3 separate regions of the Mus musculus genome follow, and all the other regions are linked to region 2. A link is a loop called in an ENCODE intact Hi-C map of the cell type or tissue named here. Cell type or tissue: left cerebral cortex. All regions are shown on one strand.

The links. Hi-C counts contacts between places; a loop is a spot of excess contacts. Peaks named below come from ENCODE experiments on the same cell type or tissue, not always from the same donor. Only the 100,000 strongest peaks of a DNase experiment are listed, where the experiment ranks them.
Region 1: it touches region 2 in a loop (5-fold over the local background); 19 of 42 quality-filtered maps call a loop at or near these places.
Region 3: it touches region 2 in a loop (5-fold over the local background); 28 of 42 quality-filtered maps call a loop at or near these places.

Annotation. Positions count from the first base shown.
Region 1 is chr14:21,847,647-21,850,146 of GRCm38, forward strand. It overlaps Comtd1 (catechol-O-methyltransferase domain containing 1), which reads right to left and starts at 1,264. Exons shown (of 7, transcript NM_026965.2): 1 at 1,133-1,264; 2 at 895-1,022; 3 at 564-669; 4 at 356-474; 5 at 227-281; 6 at 1-101. The coding sequence starts at 1,226. It overlaps A430057M04Rik (RIKEN cDNA A430057M04 gene), which reads left to right. Exons shown (of 3, transcript NM_176925.3): 1 at 1-1,433; 2 at 1,988-2,091. The coding sequence starts at 1,225. In left cerebral cortex, a CTCF peak has its summit at 1,398; a DNase peak (open chromatin) is centred at 1,354; H3K4me3 peaks cover 1,393 bases; H3K27ac peaks cover 1,262 bases.
Region 2 is chr14:21,135,936-21,138,435 of GRCm38, forward strand. All of the region lies in intron 3 of Adk (adenosine kinase), which reads left to right. Among named protein-coding and RNA genes, the nearest start is that of Adk, 85 kb to the left of the region's middle. In left cerebral cortex, a CTCF peak has its summit at 1,180 (motif pointing right); a DNase peak (open chromatin) is centred at 1,177.
Region 3 is chr14:21,658,757-21,661,256 of GRCm38, forward strand. Kat6b (K(lysine) acetyltransferase 6B) reads left to right here. Exons shown (of 17, transcript NM_017479.3): 13 at 1,987-2,218. Among named protein-coding and RNA genes, the nearest start is that of Dupd1, 55 kb to the right of the region's middle. In left cerebral cortex, a CTCF peak has its summit at 1,095 (motif pointing left); DNase peaks (open chromatin) are centred at 740 and 1,075; H3K4me3 peaks cover 327 bases; H3K27ac peaks cover 584 bases.

The sequences.
Region 1 (2,500 bases), 710 kb after region 2:
GAGCTGCAGACAGCGCTCGTAGTAGGCGGTACAGTTCTCTTTGTCCGCGTCCACCACGGCTATGTCGAAGGTTCCGGCCTCGCCCGCCGCTAGGAGCTCATCTTAACAGGGACAGAGGGCATGTGCCGCTGGCTGAGCTAGGGTCTCAGCGGGCTGCTCAGGGTCGCCAGTTTTGTTCCCCGGGGTTGGACAGTGCTGTCTGGGTCCCTCCCGCACTGGTGCTCACCCAATGTCTGCAGGGCGGGCTGCAGCCGAAGGTCGATCTTCTGCTCCACTTCTGCCTGCGGAAGGAGGCCGGTCAGGCCGGCACGCCCCCGAGCCGGAGCCCGAACGGCCGCAGGTGTGGGGCTCTCACCTGCTTCCACATGGGCCGTCCCAGCTTCGGGGGCTCTGCGTCAACCTCGCAGGTCACCACGCGGCCAGCCTCCGGAAGCGCCAAGGCTAGGGCCAGGGCCGAGTAGCCCGTGAAAGTACCTGTGGAAGGGGACACTGTCAAGCTCAGTTCAGGGTGCAGGGCTGCCCTGTGACCCTGGTTTCCAGAGACCATGGCTGCGTGTTCCTACCCAGATCCAGAGCTTTCTTGGCCTTAATGAGCCGCGCCAGGTTGGCCAGAAGCTGGGCCTGTTCACAGGTCATCATGGAATCCCCCTGCGGCTGCTCCAGGGTCAGCTGTGTGGGGAGAGGGAGGTGCCATTCATACCAGTCACCCCCCCCACCTCCCCCCTGAGGTTTTGAATCATTCAGGGGCTCGGTGGCGGGTGTGGCCTAGAGGGGACAGGTCTCAGGGAACCCGGAAGCCCAGAGAGGGTTTCTGCCTAGCTCAAGGTCACACAGCCACGTGAGGTCCACCACGCTGGAAGTGGGGAGCCGGTTCTCGGTCCCAGTCCTACTGACCAGTCGCAGGCTCCGCAGCGCCGGGTGCTCTCTCATGGAGCGGCTCAGCAGATACTGCCACAGGGGATTGTCCTCAGGTGGCAGCAGGCGCTCTTGCCGCCTGGACCCCCATGGAGGCCACCGTTTCCCTGCCGGGGAGAGGGTGCCGAGTCAGGGCCTGCATTTCTGACCGGGTTCTCCGGCTCTTCTCCGCGCCCTCCTCCCATTCCCCGGACTGCAGCAGCCCAGCCCAGCTCACCCAGCAAGAGACCAGTAGCGAAGGCGGCGCCCAGCGCGGCCGAGCCCAGGGCCAGTGCGGCTGGGATAGATAGCCGAGGGACGGGCTGAGCCATGGTGCAGGTTAGCAGCGGCGGCGGAGGTCACGTGTGCTGGAGTAGCGAGGATGGGACTGGGACCAGTAAGCCGACAGGGCTCCACCTTGTCCGGGCCCTGCCCACAGAGCCGCGTCCTCGGGCACCATCTGGTGACACATGGCCGTATTGCAAGGTCAGGCTGAGAACATCTCGCCACCCGGTGGCTGCATGCGGAACTGCGTCGGGGTATGGAGTCATCTCTGCACCAGGGCTCTTGTGAGCATGGGGAGAGGGGATAAAGTGAGTGTGGCTAATGGAGGAATCCAAAGAGACTCGGGAATGCTTGCTGGAGGGGTGCCCAAGTTAAAGGAACCAAGAACCTGGTTTAGAGTCACCTGGTTTCCAAGACAGTATCCTTAGTGGCTGGGATGCTGGGTGTAGCTTTTTTGTGTGACGGTCCGTCTTTCCGAGTCTGTTTCTTTTCTGTAAAGCAGGTATTACAGCCTTACTACGATAGGCACGGGATTCCTCGCATAGTAGGTGCTCAATAGTGGTACTTGCTGTTATGGTCATTGGCTAGAGAGGGTTCCTTGGGAAGCGGTAGCATCTTGGCAGGCAGCAGCTGAGTTCCCCTTGCAAGGCTATCTGCTAGACCGGTGTTCCCTAGACATTTATTGAATATCTACTATATGCTGAACTCTGGTGGAAGCAAAAGACTGTGGTAGTTTATGACTTGGAAACAACTGGACAGGTACAACTGGAATGCAGTTCAAGTGTTACTGTCCCTCTTTTTTCTACAGTGAAATCCTTTCTAGACTTCGCTCACAGGAGACTCTGCTGACCTGCCCTCAGGGACCTAGCAATTGCTTAAGGCATCACCTGCCCCGCCCCCCACGTACGACAGGTATGTGCCACAGATAAAAAGACCCCCACCCCACTCCAGTCCTTTGGCCCCCTTCCCCCCTCCCCTGGCTTCATTCCCATCTGTCTGTCTACATAGCCACTTGCCAGCCTCTAGTCCTCTTCTCCCAGTAAACCCCCTTTATACCAGAACTGTTGCACAGTGTAATTTCTCAGGGGTGCACCTTGCCTCGGGCCACCAAGAATACTGTCTTGCAGAGTTATATTTCACAACACTCACTGCACACAACACCCGATGGAGTTCCGGTTGAAAACACCCGCACAGTGTGCCTCACACACAGGCTTAGTAGGCTATTGGTGCTGTCTTTAAGAGCTGGAGTCCACAGGGCCTCAGAGGTGGTTGCCCTGGAAGTCTGTTTCTTAACAACACTGGCCAGGCCCGGAGACCCTCC
Region 2 (2,500 bases):
TATAGTAATTGTGTGTGTGTGCATACATGTATACACGCACACTTGCACTGACTCATGCTTGCCCACATATGTACATCTGGAGGCCAGAAATTCATATTTTTAGAGCTTTGTTTTTATTGTTTTTTAATTATGTGTACCTATGGGTATGCCCACTTGAGTGCAGTGGCTTTGGAGGACACTGGTGTCTGACTTGGAGCTTGAGTTACAAACTGTTCAGCCTCACTTGATGAGGGTGCTCACAACTGATGTGGCATCTTTGCTAGAAGAGCAGCAAGCGCTCATAATGCCTGGAATATCTTTCTAGCCCCCAGAGGTTGATATTGTAAAGTTTCATTTAGTGTAGGAGTGCCGAGACTACAGACATCTATGGCATCCAGCTTTTCATGGACTTCCAGGGATGGATCTCAGGTCAGGTCATCAGACTCCTCTGTCACTCAGCCACCTTTCTGGCCCTCCACATTGCATCTTCAAACAGCCTCCCTCACAGAAACAGAGCTCACTGTTTTATGTAGATTGACTGGCCTGCAAGCATGTAGAATCCAACTGCCTCCTTACCGCAGCAGTACCAGACACCTGTGGTTTCTGAGAGCTCACTAGAGCTCACTGATTTAGGTAACCGACGTCTCCTGTCTCCCCCTCACAGGCCTGGGGATCTGAATTCAGGTCGTTGTGCTTACACAGCACCCACTTTACCAGCTGAGCCATCTCCTGATCCTCTGAGCACCAGACCTTTTTTTAAAAGATTGATCTATTTTCCCTTGGAGTATTTTTCACTGAGTATATGTACGTGTACTGCCTGTGTTTAGTCCCCTGCACCCAAGTCAGGCACCTCAAAACTGTCTGTAACTCTTGCACCTGGGACTTCACGCCCTCTTCTGACCTCCAAGAGACCCATGATGACAGACATGCACATAGAAAAATAAAATAAATAAATCTAAACAAAATTTTTAATGGAGAAATCTTAAAAATGAAATAAAGTAGCCCTAACCTCACGGAGCAATTGTTGATAAAGGTATGAATGAAGGCACCCTGGAATGCTACACATAACTAGAACTGAATTAGAATCAAATGCCTTTTGGAAGAATTACTGAAGACAAAGCAACAATGGGAGGAGACTAGCCTGTATTCTTCAGCAAAAGGAATTTGAAGATGGAGTTGTAGTGTCTAGTGCAGGACACTAGGTGGCACCATTAGCTTACACTCCTCTACTGAAGGATGCTGAGTAGTTTCAGTATCTCAAGTGATTTGTCTTTTATTGAGTGTATTTCAAGATAATATTGTAGTTCTTGGGTTTTTTCTCCTTCAGTGATGATTTTGAAAATTTTCAGTGATATTTTTGTTTTAAAACAGTTTGTCTCCCAAATAAACTATATTATAAAAGTCACAATCAGTTCTTTTGTAATTTTTAAATGAAAGACTAAACTATATTTCTATTTAGACTCATTTCAAGCAGATTTTAAAGAGGTTCAGTCATGTAGAATAAACTACTATGCAGACAAACTGGCACATGCCTGTAATCCCAACACTAGGTTATCCACATGTCACCTTATCCCGGGGTAGTGTAGAAGTCCACTTTTTTTCTAATGCCAGGTCAGTATATAATTTCATTCATCCTTTTGAAATACTAAGAATAATCCCCTGGATCTGTCTTTTATTTTAAGATTCCAGATTTGGAATGATTAAATGTTTTAATTTCTGAAGTTGATTTGTACCATTAAATTTTTATGGATGGTGTAGTGTACAAGTGACAAAAGCCACATCTCAAAGCTGTTAAACAAGTGGGCATTTAGTAAAAAGATCCTGGTATGGCATCAGGTAAAGTGTAACTCAGTGGGGTAAATAGTATTAGAGTCATTTCAGCTCTTTTCCTCGGTGTCGGTTCTGTTTGCAAGAGAGGATGGCTACCGTCAGCTGATAGTTCACATTCTTGTTTTTCTGTATTCCTCCTAGTGGCTCCAAATTCAGTGTGGTGATTATATCCTAGTGGGCCTGCTCTGACTGGCCTTGGTCCCAGACCTATCCCCAAAGTCAAAGACGGAGCTTGTGTCTGAAAGTTACTGATCAAAAGTGTTTAGGTGAACTCTGTGGGCAAGTGGCATATGATTGTAACCCTAGCACTGGCTTATTTGAGGCGGAGGATCAGGAGTCTCATGTTCAACCTGCCTCCAGTGTAAAACCTTTTAAATAATAATAAAATAGAGTGTTAGAGTGGTGGAGTCTGCCAGGCAAAGTTGGATATTGTTAGGAAAAAGAAGACTGTTTATGGAGTTGGAGAGATGGCTCAGCAGTTAAGAGCAACTGGCTATTCTTCCATAGCACCTAGGTTTGATTCCCAGCACCCAAATGGTGGCCCATAGCAACCTGTAACTCTAGTTCCAGGATAGCTGACACCCACTTCTGACCGTAGAGGAAAGCAGGGAAGCAAGTGGTACCCAGACATCCATGCAGGTAAAATACCAAACACATTAGAGGGGGGTGAGGAGAATGGTTGGAAAATTCC
Region 3 (2,500 bases), 520 kb after region 2:
GCGCTGCAGTCAAAAGGCCAAGGAATTGTCAGGAGTCAGCCTTTTGACACTGCAGGAGTGGAGGGTACTGAAAGGTTTGTACTCCAGTGCTCCCCAGGGGCTCAGCTTGCTGGCTCGCCTAAATTACCGCATGCTTTTTAGACTCGGGGTACAAGAACAGCTAGGTAAAATTGAAAGGGAGGGTGGGAATGCTTCCCTCTTAGGTCAAAGTGTGGGAACATAGAGACATAATAAAAACCGTGCCTCCAGGGTAAGGTAGTTCTGTGTAGTGGTGAGCGTAGGTGGGAGGGGGAACTGCTTGTAGGCCAAATTTCTGCCTTCAACAGTGGGATTCACATGAATCAGTGAGGGCCTGGGGACTTCCATAGTTAGTCACTGCAGGGAACTTTTAATTGTGGGATCTTGTGGACAAAGGGAACAGTTATCATCCATGGTTCTATACCTGCGCCTCACCCCCCCACCCCCGGCAGAAGTACAGAGCTGGGGCTCCCAGCTGACTAAGTAAATTTCTCAGGCTATGCCAAGCACTTAGGGAGCAGGTGACGGGATACGCCAGTTTTCTGTGCTGAGGTTTGGGCTTCCTCCACTGCTCTGGCAACGCAGCACTCTCCATGTTGACAGGACACGATATGGGCTGGCTGCAGCACAGCAGCTGTCCACGTTAGCATTCCTGACACCGCTGTTGAAAACCTCAGTGTGGCAGAGCGGCACGCGCCGACAGTGGCTTGGCTGTTAAAGTCTGGTGTTTGTTTGCATTCAATACTTAAACAGGACGAGAGGAGTTAAACCAAAAATCTTAGGCAAAACACGATGCTTATTTTATTTCTATTCTGTATGATGACATTCAAATAAAAGCTGTCAAGATGCAGCATGCTGTTGAGGTAGAGTGTCTTTTTCTAGATTTCTGCATTATTTGCAAGTGGTTTTGAGAAACAGGAAGAAAATGGATCCAAGGCATTGATTTCTCTTTGTAACAACAACAGAAAAACTAAAACAGAAAATTCTTGCAAGTGCAGCCATTTTGGAACTGTAGATGAAGGGGAGGAACGCTGATGTCTGGGTTGGTGTAGAGTGGCCTGGTTTGGTGAGTGCTGCCACCTACTGTCTGTGCTGATGTTTGTTTACACGCAGGAGGTTCACGGAGGTGAACCTCAGGGAGGTGAGGCTGTTGAAACAATTAGAGCAAAGAAGCCATCACTACTTGACAGTCAATTCTTCTCTCCTCCATTACTGCCTCTTAATTACCGAGACAGCCACCAGCTTCCGTTCATTTCCTCTAAGTGGGCTTAAAGTCTTCTCATTTCAGAGTTTCTTTGCCAGAAAAGCTGTGCGGTTCGAGCTTCATGTGCTCGTGTATTTTATTTGTAATTGTAGGAGCCACATTCTCAGGTTGGCTTAGTTTTTATGAGAAGGGTAAAAATAGAGCTAGCATCGTAGATTTGCGTTTGCCACCATAGGCGTGAAAGCCAGTGTTTTATTAATACTAAAACAGCTTCAAATCAGCCGCTGGTTAAACGGAACAGGCAGTGCAGGCTGTGTCAGCCGAAGCCCCTTCACTAAGCCCCAGCTGTCAAAGGGTCATCGGGTCCTCTGTGGAAAACAACCTGCCCATTAATGTCGGGGTGGTCCCTCCCCAGGATCCGAGAGATCCTGACATTGAGTATCCGAGAGAATTTCAGGCTTGCAGGGGATTTATGTGTGGAGATTCCCCAGAAGTCTCTTTAGTCTTAGCTTTCAACCTCCGTGACACACAACACCATGTATGTTAGCTGCCACCAGCTGTGTGAATTCGCTTACAGTGTCACCACAAAAGTTGACAAGCAGAAATTTGACGAGGTGACATCACTGTAATTGAGAGAGGTGACGAGCTTGACAGGACACACTTGACCTGTGTGATGCTTTTACCTTGTGGCTGATGACATTGTTCCTAGTCCTGGCCCTAGCTCTGACAACCAAGCTGAGTGCAGTTTTGCTTTTCCTGCCTAGGCTATTTGCTTTCTCGAAGAGAAGGCCAAGCAGGGTCTCCCGAAAAGCCGCTCTCTGACCTGGGCCGGCTCTCCTACCTGGCCTACTGGAAAAGTGTCATCTTGGAATACCTCTACCGCCACCACGAGAGGCACATCAGCATCAAGGCCATTAGCAGAGCCACAGGCATGTGCCCACATGACATCGCCACCACTCTGCAGCACCTCCACATGATTGACAGGAGGGATGGCAGGTGAGTGCCCTGCTTTCTGCTTTCTTGATCCACAGCAGGATCAAGCCTGTTGTTGTTGCTTTTGCTGGTTTTCCATTTTCATAACCTGGGTCAAAGGAATCTGGATTGGCCAGGGACTTTGTTCTTTTAAAACAGTAGCCCAGGTAACCTTCAAACTCATGCGATCCTCCTGCCTCAGTTCTGGATTACAGGTATGCACCAGCATGTCCACCATTTAATCTTGAGTTGGTTTGGTTTGGTTTGGTTTGGTTTGGTTTGGTTTTCTAGACAGGGCCTCACTGT